Regions from separate parts of the Homo sapiens genome. Here region 2 is linked to region 1. Evidence: read pairs that join two places in POLR2A ChIA-PET (ENCODE). Cell type or tissue: A673. All regions are shown on one strand. Each heading gives the region's core, and the rest is flanking DNA. Links, peaks and the distances in the headings are about the cores only.

Region 1 (8,922 bases), core at 1-5,000:
GTCTGCTTGGTGATACCTGTCCTATGCCTGGCTGTCTTGGCCTGTACCCTGGCCTCCTTGGCCTGCCTCCCCAGTGATGTCTTTCATTCTAAGGTGAAGCACCCAGAAAGTTAGTGGCCCACAGGATACTTGCATATTGTCTGGCAAGTTGGCAGAGGAAACCAACATAGAGATGTCTCTGTTTGGGGGAATAGGCTGTTTCCCAGAGGAGAAAGTTTGTGGGGGAAGACAGCCACTCCTCTGCCTTCATAAGGAGCCCTCCCTCAGTGTCATCCCCTCCACCCTACCATCTGCTCTGTCCAGACTTCAGCTTAGGCTGGGGGACTGCCTGCCATTCTTCCTGTCTTCGGCACTCACTTTGTCAAAGGAAGTACGGTTGTCGTGCTTGGAGAAGAAGTGTCGCTGCGCCGGCTCCTTGAAAGACAGTGAGAAAGAAGGTGAATGGGGAAAATGATGCTTATTTACCCACCCTTACCTGGATCACTGCCTCAGGGTCCTTAATGGAGGGAAGTCACCAGGAGCCACTGCCCCTAAGCTGCTAAACTGCCAACAGACAGAGGGCAGAGACTAATTAAAGCAACACTTCAGTCCTGGGATATCTCAACCTGGGACTTGCCCTGAAGCAGAAGCCCGTGGAACCCTTATTGAGGAGGGTCCTCAATAAGGAGGCATCTGCTAGAACATCCTCCCATCAGGGGAGCAGTGGCCAAGTTTCAAGTTGGGCCTTAACTCTTGATTGCCCAGGACTCTAGTCCTCTCCTCCCCTGCATCCACACTTACTCCCCCATCAACATACCCAGCCTCTTGGCTCTAAATGCCATCTGAAAACTGGAATTTCTATCTCCAGCTCAAACTTTCTCCTGAACTTTGGGTTCAGTAGACAACTGCCTACTCCACATCTCCATGTAAATGCCTAATTGAGCATCTCCAAACATATGACTGAGCTTTGGGTCATCCCCAGACACACTCCACCTATAGCCTCCCCCAGCTCAGACCACGGCAGCCAGATCCTGTCAAACACCTTGAGTCCCCTTGATTCTCTTCTCTCATACCCCACATTGAATATGCAAGTATCCTGTTGATACTGTGGTCAAAATGTGCCCAGGACCAGACCACATCTCAGCATGCCCACTCTTTTCCCCGATCCAAGCCACATTACTCTCTTGCCTGAATTATTGCAAGAGCTTCCTGCCTGGTGTCCCTGCTTTCAAACTTACCCCTCCAGTCTGCTGTCTGCTTAGCAGCCAGCATAATTCTGTTAGTACATAAATGAGATCACATCTCATTTGCTGAAAATCCACAACAGTTCCTCCTATTTGTGATAGCCAAAGTCATCATAGTGGTCTGTGAGACCCACATGATATTGGTCCTTCTGTTACCTCCAGCCACACTGATTTCCTCACTGCTCCTCAGACACACCAGGTGCTCCCACTTAGGGCTTTGCACCACCTGTTCCTTCTCCTGGCCATATAATTCCCTCACACCTCCCTCTTTTCCTTCCTTGAGCACTAGGCCAATAGTTCCATCACCCTAACCCTGCATTTTTCACCTGCTAACATACTATATTGTTCTATGTGATGTTACCCCCACTGATTAGAACATCTCATGCCCCGCCATTAAACATAAGCTGCTTGTGGGCAAAGGCGGTCTGTCTTGCTCACATCTATAACTTCAGCACTGAGAATAATGCCTGACACAGCTCAATAAATGTTGCTGTTAAATCAATAAACAGGCTGGGCACGGTGGCTCACACCTGTAATCCCAGCACTTTGGGAGGCCGAGGCGGGTGGATCACCTGAGGTCAGGAGTTTGAGACCAGCCTGGCCAACATAGTGAAACCCCGTTTTTACTAAAAATACAAAAATTAGCCGGGCTTGGTGGCTCATGCCTGTAATCCCAGCACTTTGGGAGGCCGAGGCGGACAGATCACTTGAGGTCAGGAGTTCGAGACCAACCTGGCCAACATGGTGAAACCCCGTCTCTACTAAAACACACAAAAAAATTAGCTGGGTGTGATGGTGTTTGGCTGTAATCCCAGCTACTCAGGAGGCTGAAGCAGGAGAATTGCTTAAACCTGGGAGGCAGAGGTTGCAGTGAGCTAAGATTGAGCCACTGCACTCCAGCCTGGGCAACAGAAAAAAAAAAATTAATGAACAGGGACAGAAGGTCCTGGCCCCAGGGCATTTACTTTGGCTCAGTTGGAGCTAGAGAGCCTTGCTCCACTCCCATGCAGAGAAAGCCCATCTCTTAGGCCTCCAGACTTCAGCAGGAATCTGTCCCAAGAACACCTTCTTGCCTTTGTGCTTGGCTTCTGCCTGCAGAGCCATTCCCTCTCCAGTCACTCAGTTTCTCCTGCTGTAGACCTGAAGTGGCCAGATCTGGTGAGGTCAGGCTTGGCTGGCTTGGGAGTATAGGTAATGGCTGACAGCAGGTCCCCAGATAAAATACAGGGGCTGGCTCCATCCCTGAACCAGAATCTTCAGAGTAGAGCTTATTGTATGTGTGTTTAAGAGTTCCCTTTTTAGGCCAGGTGCGGTGGCTCACGCCTGTAATCCCAGCACTTTGGGAGGCCGAGGCGGGCGGATCACGAGGTCAGGAGATCGAGACCATCCTGGCTATCATGGTGAAACCCCGTCTCTACTAAAAATACAAAAAATGTGCTGGGTGTGATGGCGGGCGCCTGTAGTCCCAGCTACTCGGGAGGTTGAGGCAGGAGAATGGCGTGAACCCGGGAGGTGGAGCTTGTAGTTAGCTGAGATCACACCACTGCACTCCAGCCTGGGCGACAGAGTGAGACTCCGTCTCAAAAAAAAAAAAAAAAAAAAAAGAGTTCCCTTTTTAGAACCGCCTGCCTTAGACAGTCTGATGGTAGTCTTCAAGCAGAATGAAAACTCCAAGAAGGTGGGAAGCTTTCATTCCTCAAAATGCAAGCTGAGGCTGGGCACAGTGGCTCATGCCTATAATCCCAGCAGTTTGGGAGGCAGAGGCGGATAGATCACTTGAAGCCAGGAATTCGAGACCAGCCTGGCCAACATGGTGAAACCTTGTCTCTACTGAAAATACAAAAATTAGCTAGGTGTGGTGGTGGGCGCCTGTAATCCCAGCTACTCGAAAGGCTGAGGCAGGAGAATTGCTTGAACTTGGGTGGTGGAGGTTGCAGTGAGCCGAGATCTCACCACTGCACTCCAGCCTTGGCAACAGAGAGACTCTATCTCCAAGAAAAAAAAAAAAAAAAAAGCAAGCTGAGGCCGTGCAGTGGCTTACACCCGTAATCCCAGGACTTTGAGAGGCCAAGGAGGAAAGATTGCTTGAGCCCAGGAGTTCAAGACCGGCCTGGGCAGTGTGGAAAGGCTCCCAGACACTGTCTCTACAAAAAATAACAAATTAGCCAGGCGTGGTGGTGCATACCTGTGGTCCCAGCAACTAGGAAAGCTGAAGTGGAAGGATCACATGAGCTTAAGAGGTCAAGGGTGCAATGAGCCATGATCGTGCCACTGCGAACCAAGCTACAGACTGGGAGAAAATATTTATAAACCATATATCCAACAGAGGACTAGAATATATAAGGAAGTCTCTCAACTCAACAGTAAAATCACAGTCTAATTAGAAAATGGACAAACATGAAGACATCTAACCAAAGAAGATTTACAGACGACAAATAACACATGAAAATGTGTCCGGAATGGGTGGGTTCTTCGTCTCACTGACATCAAGACTGAAGCCGCGGACCCTCGCGGTGAGTGTTAACAGTTCTTAAAGGCGGCATGTCCGGAGTTTGTTCCTTCTGACGTTCGGATGTGTTCCCAGTTTCTTCCTTCTGGTGGGTTCGTGGTCTCGCTGGCTCAGGAGTGAAGCTGCAGACCTCCGCGGTGAGTGTTACAGCTCTTCAGGCGGCGCGTCTGGAGTTGTTCGTTCCTCCGGGTGGGTTCGTGGTCTCACTGGCTTCAGGAGTGAAGCTGCAGACCTTCGTGGTGAGTGTTACAACTCATAAAGGCAGCGTGGACCCAAAGAGTGAGCAGCAGCAAGATTTATTGCAAGGAGTGAAAGAACAAAGCCTCCACAGCGTGGAAGGGGACCAAAGCGGGTTGCCACTGCTGGCTGGGGCAGCCTGCTTTTATGCTCTTATCTGGCCCCACCCACATCCTGCTGATTGGTAGAGCCCAGTAGTCTGTTTTGACAGGGCACTGATTGGTGCGTTTACAATCCCTGAGCTAGACACAAAGGTTCTCCACTTCCCCACCAGATTAGCTAGATACAGAGTGTGGACACAAAGGTTCTCCAAGTCCCCCACCAGAGTAGCTAGATACAGAATGTCAATTGGTGCATTCACAAACCCTGAGCTAGACACAGGGTGCTGATTGGTGTGTTTACAAACCTTGAGCTAGATACAGAGTGCCCATTGGTGTATTTACAATCCCTTAGCTAGACATAAAGGTTCTCCAAGTCCCCACCAGACTCAGGAGCCCAGCTGGCTTCACCCAGTGGATCCCGCACTGGGGCTGCAGGTGGAGCTGCCTGCCAGTCCCGCGCCGTGTGCCCACACTTCTCAGCCCTTGGGTGGTCAATGGGACTGGATGCCATGGAGCAGGGGGCGGCGCTTGTTGGGGAGGCTCGGGCTGCACAGGAGCCCAGGGAGTGAAGGGGGAGGTTCAGGCATGGCAGGCTGCAGGTCCCGAGCCCTGCCCCGCGGGAAGGCAGCTAAGGCCTGGCGAGAAATTCAGCACAGCAGCTGCTGGCCCAGGTGCTAAGCCCCTCACTGCCCGGGGCGGGGGGGCCAGCCACTCCGAGTGCAGCCCGCTGAGCCCATGCCCACCCGGAACTCACGCTGGCCGGCAAGTACAGCGCGCAGCCCCAGTTCCCCCTCTGGCCTCTCCCTCCATACCTCCCCGCGAGCTGAGGGAGCCGTCTCGGGCCTCGGCAAGCCCAGGAAGGGGCTCCCACAGCGCAGCGGCGGGCTGAAGGGCTCCTCAAGTGCCCCAAAGTGGGAGTCCAGGCAGAGGAGGTGCCGAGAGCAAGCAAGGGCTGTGAGGGCTGCCAGCACGCTGTCACCTCTCAAAAAGATATTCATCATTAAACATCAGGGAAATGCAAATTAAAACCACAATAAGATATCACTACACATCTATCAGAATGGCTCCAATTGAAAATGGAGACAACATCAGGTATTGGTGAGAATGCAGAGAAACCAGATCATTCATGCATTGCTGGTAGGAATATAAAGTGGTAAAGCCACTCTCAAAAACAGTTTGGCAGTTTCTTTTAAAAACTAAACATGCAGCCGGGCGCGGTGGCTCATCCTGTAATCCCAGCACTTTGGTAGGCTGAGGTGGGTGGATAACCTGAGGTCAGGAGTTCAAGACCAGCCTGGCCAATATGGTGAAACCCTGTCTCTACTAAAAATACAAAAATTAGCTGGGCATGGTGGCACACACCTGTAATGAGATTGCTTGAGCCCGGGAGGCGGAGGTTGCAGTGAGCTGAGATCGTGCCACTGCACTCCAGCCTGGCCGACAGAGTGAGACTCTGTCTCGAAAACAAAACAAAACAACAAAAACACTAAACATGCAACTACCACATGACCCAGCAATTGTATTCCTGGGCATTTATCCCAGAGAGACAAAAACATATGTTCAACCAAAAGTTTATATACAAATATTCTTAACAGCTTTATTTGTATGAGCCAAAAACTGGAATCAGGTCAGATATCCTTTAACAGATGAATGATTAAACAAACTGGTACATTGGTACCAAGGAAATACTACTCAGTAAATGAAAATAAATGAACTATTGATACACACAATAATTTGGATGAATCTCTAGGAAATTATGCTGCAAAAATAGCCAGTCTCCAAAGGGTGCATATTGTATTATTCTATTTATATAACTGTTTTTGAGACAAGGTCTCACTCTGTTGCCAGGCTGGAGTGCGGTGACACAATCATGGCTCACTTCAGCCTTGACCTCCTGGGCTTAAGCAATCCTCCTACCTCAGCCTCTGGAGTAGCTGGTACCACAGGTGCATGCCATCATGCCTGGCTAATTGTTTAACTTTTTTTAAGAGATGAGGTCTCATTATGTTGCACAGGCTGATCTTGAACTCTTGGGCTCAAGCAATCCTCTTGCCTTGGCCTCCCAAAGTGCTGGGATTAGAGGCATGAGCCACTGTGCCCAGCTTTATATAACATTTCAATTTTATTTAATTTAATTTATTTTTTTGAGACAGAGTCTCACGTGTAGCACAGGCTAGAGTGCAGTGGTGTGATTTTGGCTTGCTGCAACCTCCACCTCCCAGGTTCAAGAGGTTCTTATGCCTCCGCCTCCCAAGTAGCTGGGATTACAGGCATGTGCCACCACACTGGCTAATTTTTGTATTTTTACCAGAGATAGGGTTTCACCATATTGCCCTGGTTGGTCTTGAACTCCTGACCTTGAGCAGTCCACTGCCTTGGCTTCCCAAAGTGTTGGGATTACAGGCATGACCCACCGCACCTGGCCTATGTAATTTTTTTTTTTTTTTTTTTTGAGATGGAGTCTTGCTCTCTTACCTAGGCCGGAGTGCAGTGGCGTGATCTCAGCACACCACAACCTCTGCCTCCCAGATTCAAGCACTTCTCCTGCCTCAGCCTCCCGAGTAGCTATGATTACAGGCGTGAGCCACCAACCTCAGCAAATTTTTTGTATTTTTAGTAGAGATGGGGTTTCACTATGTTGGCCAGGCTGGTCTTAAACTCCTGGCCTTAAGCAATCCACCCACCTCGGCCTCCCAAGTGCTGGGATTACAGGCGTGAGCCACTGCGCCCGACCTATAACATTTTTAAGTGACAAAATTTTAGAAATGGAAGATTGATTGATTTAGAAATGGGGGCCAGGCGCAGTGGCTCAGGCCTGTAACTTTGGGGGGCCGAGGTGGGTGGATCACCTGAGGTCGGGAGTTCAAGACCAGCCTGACCAACATGGAGAAACCCCATCTCTTCTAAAAATACAAAATTAGCCGGGTGTGGTGGTGCATGCCTGTAATCCCAGCTACTCAGGAGGCTGAGGCAGGAGAGTCACTTGAACCCGGGAGGCAGAGGTTGTGGTGAGCCGAGATCACGACACTGCACTCCAGCCTAGGTGACAGAGCAAGACTCTGTCTTAAAGAAAAAAAAAAATTACATAGACCAAGCAGGGTGGCTCACACCTGTAATCCTGACACTTTGGGAAGCCAAGGCAGGTGGATCACCCGAGATCAGGAGGTTGAGACCAACCAGGGAAATATGGTGAAACCCTGTCTCTACTAAAAATAAAAAAAATTAGCTGGACACGGTGGTGGGTACCTGTAATCCCAGCTACTCAGGAGGCTGAGGTGGGAGATTTGCTTGAACCCGGGAGGCAGAGGTTTCAGTGAGCCAAGATCACACCATTGCACTCCAGCCTGGGCAACAAGAGCGGAACTCCAAAAACAAAACAAAAAAACAACAAAAAAACCAGAGCAGCACCAGGGATCCCTTGTGATGTTGGTCTACCATCACAGTCAACTGTGGTGTTAGATACACAAAACTACACAGGTGATAAAATTTTAAAGCTTTTTTTTTTTTTTTCCCCGAGACGGAGTCTCGCACTGTTGCCTGGGCTGGAGTACAGTGGCTCGATCTCAGCTCACTGCAACCTCTGCCTCCTGGGTTCAAGCTATTCTCCTGCCTCAGCCTCCCAAGTAGTTTGGATTACAGGTGCCAGCCACCACTCCCTGCCAATTTTTTGTATTTTTAGTAAAGATGGGGTTTCACTATGTTGGCCAGTCTCAAACTCCTGACCTCATGATCCACCCGCCTGAGCCTCCCAAAGTGCAGGGATTATGGGCGTGAGTCACCGCGCCCGGCTATAATTTTATAGCTCTTTTTTTTTTTTTTTTTTGACACAGAGTTTTGCTGTTGTTGCCCAGGCTGAAGTGCAATGGCGCAATCTCGGCTCACCACAACCTCCGCCTCCCGGGTTCGAGCAATTCTCCTGCCTCAGCCTCCCAAGTAGCTGGGATTACAGGCATGCACCACCACCCTGGCTAATTTTGTATTTTTAGTAGAGACAGGGTTTCTCCATGTTGGTCAGGCTGGTCTTGAACTCCCGACCTCAGGTGATACACCCGCCTTGGCCTCCCAAAGTGCTGGGATTACAGGTGTAGCCTGGAGTGCAGTGTTGCGATCTCAGCTCACTGCAAGCTCCACCTCCCGTGTTCACGCCATTCTCCTGCCTCAGCCTCCTGAGTAGCTGGGACTACAGGCGCCTGCCACCACACCTGGCTAATTTTTTTTTTTTTTTTGGAGATGGAGTCTCAGTCTGTCGCCCAGGCTGGAGTGCAGTGGTGCGATCGCGGCTCACTGCAACCTCCGCCTCCCGGGTTCACACCATTCTCCTGCCTCAGCCTCCCAAGTAGCTGGGACTACAGGCGCCCGCCACCATGCTTGTCTAATTTTTTGTATTTTTCGTAGAGATGGGGTTTCACCATGTTAGCCAGGATGGTCTTGATCTCCTGACCTCGTGATCCGCCTGCCTTGGCCTCCCAAAGTGCTGGGATAACAGGCGTGAGCCACCGCACCCAGCCTATAGCCACCACGCCCCGCCCATAGCTCTTAATACACACACACGCACGCACGCACGCACGCAGAAGTAAAACTAAGGAAATTTGAATGAACTTTAGTGATTAAATCAATGTCAATGTCCTTGTTGTGATATTATACTATAGCTTTGCAAGATGTTACCATTGAAGGTAACCAGGCAAAGTGTAAAAGAAATCTCTATTATTTTTTACAACTGCTTATGAATTGATAATTATTTCAATGAAAGTTTCAATTAAAATAAAATCTAGGAGTCTGGGGCAAGTTTCAATTGACCCCCAAATTTCTCCCATTGTCTATCCTCAGCTACTGAATTACACTTAGCCCTAGA
Region 2 (9,125 bases), core at 1-5,000, 76 kb before region 1:
CCAGAATAAGCCTAAGGACCAGGCTGCAGCCAAAGCCTCTGACCCCAGGGGCCTGACTATAGGAGCTGCTGCCAAGATCCAGCCCTCCCCAGGGTTTTGACATGCCCACTAACCAGGCTTGTGGAACTTAAGGGCCTCCCCCCGGAGCTGCTCCATCAGAGACAGGGTCTGGTCAGCAGTCTCGCCTGTGGGGAACAAAACAAGGAAAACTTGTCCTCTAGATACATTTACCATATCCTACAGCCAGAACAGAACTGAGTAGACCCCTATTCCCTCAATTCCAGAGACAAGATATCTAGAGCCAGACATCTGAGGCCTCTCATGCCAGTCTCTGGGCAAAGGGAACAAAAGAAACACCAGGAATCCCAGTCTTGAGACAGAAGTCAGGGTACTGAGTAAGCCAAGGGCCTGAGGAGCCTGTAAGGACTCTTCTGAGGAGGTTCAGAAGTCAGGGAGCTGAATGCTGTGACAGGAGTCTCAAGCTTCTCACCATTCTCCACCACATCCTTTGCCGTCCTCCGGTCTGTTTCTTCTAGCCGAGCTTTTGCCACCTGAAAGAAGCCCCAGGTGCTTCAGAAAATGGCATCAAATTTTCTCTTGGATAGGGTCTTGGGATCCCTGTGGTCAGACACTTCCTTCCCCAGCCTGAAGTCTCACCATACCTCACCTCACCCTCAGGGACTCAGGGCCATGCCCATCCCTACCTTGAACTTCTTCTCCAGATCAGCCTCCAACTTGGGGCCCAGAAGGTGGAGGACCTGAGCAGAGACCAGAATCAGGCAGAGGCAGGAGTATCCTCTTTCAAGGAGCCCCTGACTGATCCTACCCACCAACCCAAGGCTTCCTGGCCTATCTACCAGCACTGACTGAAAAAACCTACCTAGCCCATCCCATCTCTTCTCATGTGGGTCTGCTAGCTTAAAATGCTCTTGCTCTTGTTGCCCAGACTGGAGTCTTGCTCATGTTGCCCAGGCTGGAATGCAATGGCACAGTCTCCGCTCACTGCAACCTCCGCCTCCTGGATTCAAGCGATTTTCCTACCTCAGCCCTTCTGAGTACCTGGGACTGCATGTGCCCGCCACCACACCCAGCTAATTTTTGTACTTTTTGTAGAGATGGGGTTTCACCATGTTGGCCAGGCTGTTCTCAAACTCCTGACCTCAGGTGATCTGCCCACCTCAGCCTCCCAATAGTGTTGGGATTACAGGTGTGAGCCACCATGCCCAGCCCCCTCCCACCTTTTTTTATTGTTGTTGATTTTGAGACAGGGTCTCATTCTGTACTCCAGGATGGAGTGCAGTGGTGCAATCAGAGCTTACTGCAGCCTTGATCTCTTAGATTCAAGCAATCTTCCCACCACAGCCCCACAAATTGCTGGGACTACAGGTATACACCACCATGTCTGGCTAATTTTTAAATTTTCTGTAGAGAGGAGTTCTCAATATGTTGCTCAGGCTGGTCTTGAACTCCTGGGCTCAAGTAATCCTCCTGCCTCAGCCTCCCAAAGTGCTGGGATCAGAAGCGTGAGCCACCATGCCCAGCCCTCTTCCTGCCTTTTATCCCTTAGTGGATTCCAGGCTCTGTTCATGCCAGAGTCTTTGCCAGCTTCAGCTTAGTGAAGCACGCTCACCTGCATGTCCACTTCATTCTTGATCATTTTGCCATCTGCCCACTTCAGCACAGCCCGAGCCTCTCCTAGAAGCATAGGCACAAGGAGCTGCAGAAAGGCAAAAAAGAGTACTCCCCCCACCTCTTTCCCAAGGAAAGGTCCTGGCTGACCACCAGAACCAGAGCCTGAGCCCAGCCAGACCACTTTAAGTCACTCCTGTTCCTTCCCCCACCTCCTTCTCACTCGTGCCCAGAAGAAAAGGCATGACCAGAGAGAACAATATAGCCCCGTTCCAGGCCCTGCTCACCCATCAGCAGCCCCATGTTGAAATGGTAACGTTCCACCAGGAGCTGGGGCCGGTGCCTGTTAATAGCAGCCTCCACCTGCAGAAAGCCAAACCATGTGGTTCAGGAAAGCCACCTTTAGAGATATTCTGGGAACCCACACCCTCACTCTGGGTCTTCCTGAGGAGGGAAACTGAGCCACTCCTTTCCATGGCCAGGACTGGGGAGGCAGACGATGCCTGGGGAAAGACTCACAGCCTCCTCAATCTGCTCTGGGGTCACAATGACACCCACGCCACATTCCCGCTCGAAGTCCACAGTGTCGATGGGGTCCAAGGGGTGACTCCGCACATACTCAAGGGCAGCTGAGAAGAAAGAGCCCGTGAGTTTGTGGCATCTCTGCTCCAAGAAGTGGACAGACAGGGTCCTAATCTCATGAAACTCCAAGGATAGTCTGGCCTCCTGAAAAGTTAAGCCCTGGCACCACCACCCTAGAGAACACAGGGAAGAAAGAAGCACGTGTCGAGAGTGGATCCCCCCTCAGACCCTGACAGTTCCCGTGTCAGTCTCACCATAGGCCACCCCTTCCATGCCTCAGTGCCTGTGCAGAACTAGGTGTCTAGAAAGAAACTGGAGGACTTGGCAAAAAGGGAAGACAGGGGTCTTGGCTGAAGGGAGGCATTGGTGCGAACTGGCAGGACAGGTAGGGGTCTCACCGCTTAGCTGGGGCTCAGTGTGGATCTTCTTACTGGCTATGTAGCTTACAAGGAAGGAGAGACGCCGGGTATCCCTGAGTCGGGAGGCCAAGCCATATAACAGGATCCCGGTAGCTTTGTCAATGGTGGAACCCAGGGTCTGCTGAGCCTGAGGTCAGAGGGGTCAAGAGAGAAGCCCCGCGCTCAGTGAGAGGAAAGGGCGGGACAAACGGGGCAGGTCGGGATCTGGACCCCGCCCCGCGCTGCGTTGCAGCATGGTCTGCAAACCAGGCCGGGGGCAGAGGGGCTCGCACCTGAGTAGCGGCCTCGCGCAGCTGCGCGCTCAGAGCCGAGTTCTTGAGCGTCTCGCGGGCCTTCTGCTCGCTCAGGCCGAGGCTAGTGAAGAGCGACAGGGAGTCTAGAGCCGCCATTGCAGAGACACCGGAAACTAAAAGAAACTTAGGCCCCAGTCTGCAGGTCGGCATTCACTCGCTGACCAATGAGAGTGAAGCCTCCGGGGAGAGCCAATGGGGTCCTTCCTTGGCGGGAGGGGGCGGGGCGCTCCAAGGTCGTCTATCCCCTTTAAACAACACAGGGCGGACAAACCGGCCTTTCCGGGGGCTTTGCTTCCGCCTCCGTGGAACTGGGAACTTGAAGGGGTGTTGGCAGGCGGCAGGGCTTTTGGAGATATTTGCCACGGACCTGGAAGGAAGGTGTTCGTCCCTGAGGCAGGAGGAAGACACAGGCGTGGTTTTGCTCTGACTTTTCTACTTCAGCCCTGGTAACTCCATCTCAATATAGTAATTGTCCTCGGGGGCAAATGCGAGTCCCTGTCACGCTTTTGACGCCACAGCTTTGGAGTTGTCATGGAAACAGTTGAACAAATGAAGCCCAGGAAATCCCTCATCCAGACTCCATCGTAGAGAATGTGTGGAATGACCGATCCAGGGGCCCCATAAGTCCGCCGGTTTTCAGGTGCCCACTTGGACACAGCTGGCCAGGAAAGGGAAGGGACGGGTCTGGGCCAGGAGGGACCTCACATAAGTTCTATGATGATTTGGTTTAAAATCTTGGCCGGGCGCAGTGGCTCAGGCCTTTAATCCCAGCACTTTGGGAGGCCGAGGCGGGCGGATCACTTGAGGCCAGGAGTTCGAGATCAGCCTCGCCAACATGGTGAAACCCTGTCTCTACTAAAAATACAAAAATTAGCCGGGCGTGATGGCGCACGCCTGTAATCCCAGCTACTCAGGAGGCTGAGGCTGGAGAATCGCTTGAACCTGGGAGGCGGAAGTTGCAGTGAGCCGAGATTGTGCCACTGCACTCCAGCCTGGTCAACAGAGTAAGACTGTCTCAAAAAAAAAAAAAGAAAAGAAAAAAAAATCTCATCCCACACTTACCCTCTTGCCAAAGCATTATCAGGAAAACCACAAGCAAATTAGACCTTGAAATCCCTCTGCAGGCCTTTGAGAGGATATTTTATTGAGCTTGTGAGAGGGTGGGACAAATGAGATGGTTATAGCTTCATGATTATAGCTGTTGTGCTTGGGGATCTTTCCACAGTCTCACTGGACTTCCAGGACCTGCTGGCTGAAACAGAACAGAGACTTTGTGTGTGTGTGAGAAAAGGGACTAAGGTAGTAAGGGACTGAGGTAGGGGGTTGCAGAGAATGAGCAGCTGGTGGTGGGATGGTGGAAATCCCCACATTTGAGATTGGAGCTCTTGCAGGAATTGGTGATGCTCATACTTCTGGACCTTCAAGGAATAGGCAGGATCCTGACTAGTCTTTATCTATATTCTGTGTCTTTTGTGCCCACATCCCATTATTAATGACCAACCTCCAAGTCTGGGCCTACATCTGGATACCACCTAATGATCACATGCCAGGTGCAGACCAGGGCCACATGCTGTATCGCTATCCAGGTCCAATGCTGTCCTGGGGCTTCCCACATCTCCATGGCCCCGTGGCCCCAGCCAGATGCCTAGCCCTGCAGTGTACTGCATGAGAAAGGCCAGGTGCAGGAATTAAGCAGGGGATGCAGACCAGTGGTGCTAAGGACAGGTACCAAGAAGCAGAGCCATAGCCACACCAGCCGTGCACCAAATTTGAAGCTGCAAGTACCCAGCCCACCATAAAGGTGCCCATGGTGAGCAAAGCCATGCAGAGTGCCTGCCACTGCCACTATTTCCTCAGTACCTGATGCTGCCAATAGATTCACTGTAGCACCATCACCAAGTCCTACAGGTCTAGTGATGGCTCCCTCAATGAGATCAAGATCTGCACTCCCTTCCCTGGTTACTTCATGGTACACTGTGGACGCCATGGCTACAAGTCATAGAATGAGGCAGTAGCCCCACCAGTGTCACCAAGAATGCCACAAGTGGTAGCATACCAGTCGATATCCAGCTAGTGCCCTAGATGTCTACGACTTGCACAAAGCAGAAATGTTAAATTGTATGGGCCCAGTCTGGAGGTTAGCTTGCCTGCATAAGCCCCTGGCACTGCTTCCAGGAAAAGTCAAGACAAAGATGACCAAGTGGAAAAACCAGGCAGCAGCCAGCAAGGCCCAGTCGTGGAATGGACAGAGGTAGGGTCCAGCAACCTCCTGGGCTCAAACGATCCTCCCATCTCAGCCTCTGAAATATTTGGGACTACAAGTGCATACCATAAGAGCCAGCTAATTTTTATATTTTTGGTAAAGACAGGGTCTCACTATGTTGCCCAGGCTGGTCCTGAACTCCTAGGCTCAAGCTATCCTCCCACCTCGCCCCAAAGTGCTGGGATTACAGGCATAAGCCACCACACTTGGCCAGTTTCAGCAACTTTTTTTTTTTTTTTTTTTTTTGAGACGGAGTCTTGCTCTGTCGCCCAGGCTAGAGTGCAGTGGCGCGATCTCGGCTCCCTGCAACCTCCGCCTCCCAGGTTCAAGCGATTCTCCTGCCTCAGCCTCCCAAGTAGCTGGGATTACAGGTGCCCGCCACTGCACCTAATTTTTGTATTTTTAGTAGAGACGGGGTTTCACCATCTTGGCCAGGCTGGTCTCGAACTCCTGACCTCATGACCCACTCGCCTCGGCCTCTCAAAGTGCGGGGATTACAAGTGTGAGCCACCATGCCTGGCCAAAGAAGGAAGGCTTCAGGAACTCTTAAGGGAAGACTCTTCAGGCTGGCAGGCCCCAGCACCCTCCCTCCAATAGAAGTCAGACAAGATTCACTCTGGTCCTCTCTGCTTGTCCTCTTTTCAGGGCAGCAAGATCTGCCCCACAGCAGTTTTCCTCCTGCTCTGTTACCTGCAGGGATGCAGTTAGTGTTCAAGTTACAGCAAAGAAAAAGCTGAGGACAGGAGAGGAGGAGGAAGATCTCCCAGTACTTCTGTCCCCCAAGTCCTCCCTGACTTGTCAGCCCCAGGCTGCTCTGGTGAATGCACCTTTTACTCCACGCTGTCAGCTCCAGTGCTTCATATACTCCTCTGTCCCTTGGCTATATTGAGATCCTGACGATGCCTACCAAGCTGCCTCTTATGTAGGATCCAGAACCAGTGGGATGAAAGAGCAGCAGGTAGGCTCCAAAAAGCTGATAGCACTGGGGGCTTCATGACCCATAGGACATGAGCTGGGACCCCATCATCTCCCTTCAGACTAGGGCACTTTCAGGGTCTCTCATATATAAACACACATACACACACATACACACCGCAAATGATGGGGAGGGGAGGTGGCCCCAGCATGTGGTGGATCACAGTCACTAAGTCTACTTACTTATTATTTATTTTTAAAATATATTTAAACAGCAGCAGTCACTTCCAAAATGCAAAAAAAATTACAATTTTTAGAATAAAATTATAATGTTTATAATGCGGGTCAGAAGAATTGAAGGTACAACAGAATCAAATCACGCAGCACTGGAGGCGGCTGGAGAAGCCAAAGCCCACTGGTCAGGGGTCCAAGCTGACAAGAAGTCCCAACCTGAGAGGTCTCCACACCCAAATCATACCCCTCAGCTTCCCATTGACAGAGCCAGTGTCCTCTGGGTTAGAGAAGGAGAAGCGGCAAGGAGCTGGCCCTCTGTGTGGGTGTCCCAAACCCAGTCCCCCCCATCAGCCAGGGACCTGCTAATCCACCTCCTCCATGTTGCTGTAGGTGGGGGCTGGCCGATCCACAGGGGGGGCGAAGCGTTCAGGGGCTGTCCGCGTGGGGGCCACCTCGGGGGCCTGGCCAGGGCCTAGTCCCTGCAACAGAATACGAGGACAGGGGTTGGGGGCTGCCCAGCATGCCGCCTGGCATCCCGGGGGTGCTGGCTTGGAGCCCTGGCACCCAAGGGAGGGTCCCAAGGCAGGCGCAGACAGCAGCGGCGTTGAGACAGAGAGACGAGATTGGGCCTGAATAGTCTGGTTTTATTAACACTTTTAAGTACAGGAAGTAGCTTGGGCAGGGCCAAGCCTGAGGCCAAGGGTCAGAGCAGCAGGATGAATGGACAGACAGCCAGATGGATACACACCCTAGGATACTCTGCCCCTGCAGGGGCCACAACCTCCCCACCCTCTCCCACCAGATGCATAAGCTGAGGCCCAAAGCCCAGAGGTGTTCCCCACAACAAAGGCAGGCATGGCCTGGGGCAGGCAGGTAGGCCAGCTCACAGCAGCTGCCTGCAGGCGAGCTCATCTCCAGCGACTCTGGGATACCAGAGGATAGAACACGTTGAGCACGAGGGCCACCAAAGCCGCCACGGTGCCCAGGACAAAGTACCGGAGGCAGCCCTCATCTGGTGTGGTAGGGCCACGTGGTAGGGGGCCCACCCAGTCTTGGGGCCCCCAGGGACCCAGGGGCCCAGACCCCTCAGGCACCGGCTCCTCCTCAGCCTCCAGCTCCTGCCAAATCCGGGAAGCCTAGGGTATGTGGAAACGGCCATCAGCACCCCGGGGGTGGGGAGGACCCAGTGTCCCTGAGACCCTTAGCCATGACAGTCCCACCTGGGGTGACTGGGGCTAACACCCTGCATTCTAGATCAAACAGCAAGGAGGAAGGCAGGCAGCCAACCTCAGGGCTGTCCAGAGTAAGAGCACAAGGGTAAGAGAATCTTGACAGCATTTTGGCCTACCCTAAACAGCTCTCAATCCACATGCAGCTCCGCATGGAGGTGGGAGGGGAGTTATCTGGTTAGTATTTCAGTCCAGGCCTCCCCAAAGGACACCGATTCATAGAGAACAGGACTGCCAATCCCAGAGCAATCTCCTTGCTCCTTCCCACCCATACCCAGATCCTGACCAGTCTTCTGCAAGGATTTCTCTAAGCTTGACAGAGAAGGCTCAAGAGAGGATGGAGCCAGAAAGGAGACGGCCAGTCCAGAAAAGAGATGTGCCTACGCCCACTAACTGGGCCTATGGCACACCATGTCACTAAAGAGAAGATCCTGAAGGCTCAGCAAAGACAGATGCTTACCTCAAAGAGTATAACAGCCACCAGAGGCCATGGCCAGCCCAAATAGGCCTTGTCTTGAGTGCACACTAGAACTCAGGGACATCACAAGTGAGGGTGTGTGGGCCAGCATGTGGGGAATGTGCAGAGGAAATCTAGGAGAGTGTCAGGTATAGTTCATTCACAGCATAGTGCCCAGTGAGGTTCAGAGCAGTTGCCTGACCTGTGCCAAGTAGGTGCCAATGTGCTTGCCAGTGGCAGCATGTTAGTGTACTTGTATGTTTGTTAGTGTCCCCAAGGCATGGGGATGCCTCTGGCTAAAGCTTTGATGTTAAGAGAACTCTGCAATTCTCATGAATCCCAAGGCTCAATGGGCCTGTGGCTGGAGGAGAGGAAGCTATATCCCCCAACCCGGCCCCAGTCTGTGAACTGTCCCCCAGTATTCTGTAAAGCCTCCCACATGCCTCACCTGGCTGGCAGCAGCCTCAGCTGCAGGGCCTAGGTCTGGGTGGTGCTCAGAGTGACCTGCCCTGGGGGGCCTCTCCACAGGAGAGTTCCGCCGGCGGTAGAAGAGTACATAGGCATAACGCGTCACAACCTGGCTCTCGTCTACCGTTGTCACTGTGCTGTCATCAAACAAGCGCCAGCCTACAGCAGGGTGGGAAGAGTGTGAACAAAGTCTGCACCACCACCCCTACCACCTATCCTGCTGGCTGTGTGTGCCCTCACCCACGTCACTGCGCTGACTGCTACGATCATTGGGCAGGCGTGCACAGGCAGTGTAGTGGCCACCAATCATGCCTCCATAGTGGTTGATGACAGCATATAGATCGTAGCTGGGCAGCTGCTCCTCTTTCTGACCAATGCAGAACTTGCTCAGGTCCAGGTTCCTGCAGGTCAGGTCCAGTCAGGGAGGGGTGAGACAGGCAACAGGCGCTCAGGATGCCCATCCTGGTCCTCACACCCCACCCACAGTTACCAAGGTCCACTGCTTACCTAACAGGGAACTCCACCAAGTCATTGATCTTGTCACGCCAGATAAAACTACGAAAGGAGAAGCGCTTGAGCTGCACGATGAGAACATTTGGCAGGCGCCATAGCAACAGCTGCTTGGAGGCCTCACGG

What was found. ChIA-PET counts read pairs that join two places held together with the same protein. Peaks named below come from ENCODE experiments on the same cell type or tissue, not always from the same donor. Only the 100,000 strongest peaks of a DNase experiment are listed, where the experiment ranks them.
Region 2: POLR2A ChIA-PET joins it to region 1 with 12 read pairs; 14 of 35 experiments call an interaction of 5 or more read pairs at or near these places.

The regions. Positions count from the first base shown.
Region 1 is chr3:49,178,125-49,187,046 of GRCh38, forward strand. CIMIP7 (ciliary microtubule inner protein 7) reads right to left here. Exons shown (of 4, transcript NM_001080528.3): 3 at 358-414. Among named protein-coding and RNA genes, the nearest start is that of CIMIP7, 9.3 kb to the right of the region's middle. In A673, for the core only: no CTCF peak of the experiment used is centred there; no DNase peak of the experiment used is centred there.
Region 2 is chr3:49,101,715-49,110,839 of GRCh38, forward strand. It overlaps QARS1 (glutaminyl-tRNA synthetase 1), which reads right to left and starts at 3,043. Exons shown (of 24, transcript NM_005051.3): 1 at 2,903-3,043; 2 at 2,610-2,757; 3 at 2,149-2,258; 4 at 1,917-1,992; 5 at 1,631-1,695; 6 at 705-758; 7 at 491-551; 8 at 114-185. The coding sequence starts at 3,019. It overlaps USP19 (ubiquitin specific peptidase 19), which reads right to left. Exons shown (of 27, transcript NM_001199161.2): 24 at 8,997-9,125; 25 at 8,730-8,890; 26 at 8,470-8,648; 27 at 6,336-6,814. The coding sequence ends at 6,698. RefSeq lists enhancers at 1,615-2,265, 2,815-3,004, 3,215-3,374, 3,568-4,217. In A673, for the core only: no CTCF peak of the experiment used is centred there; a DNase peak (open chromatin) is centred at 3,107; H3K4me3 peaks cover 1,563 bases; H3K27ac peaks cover 1,712 bases.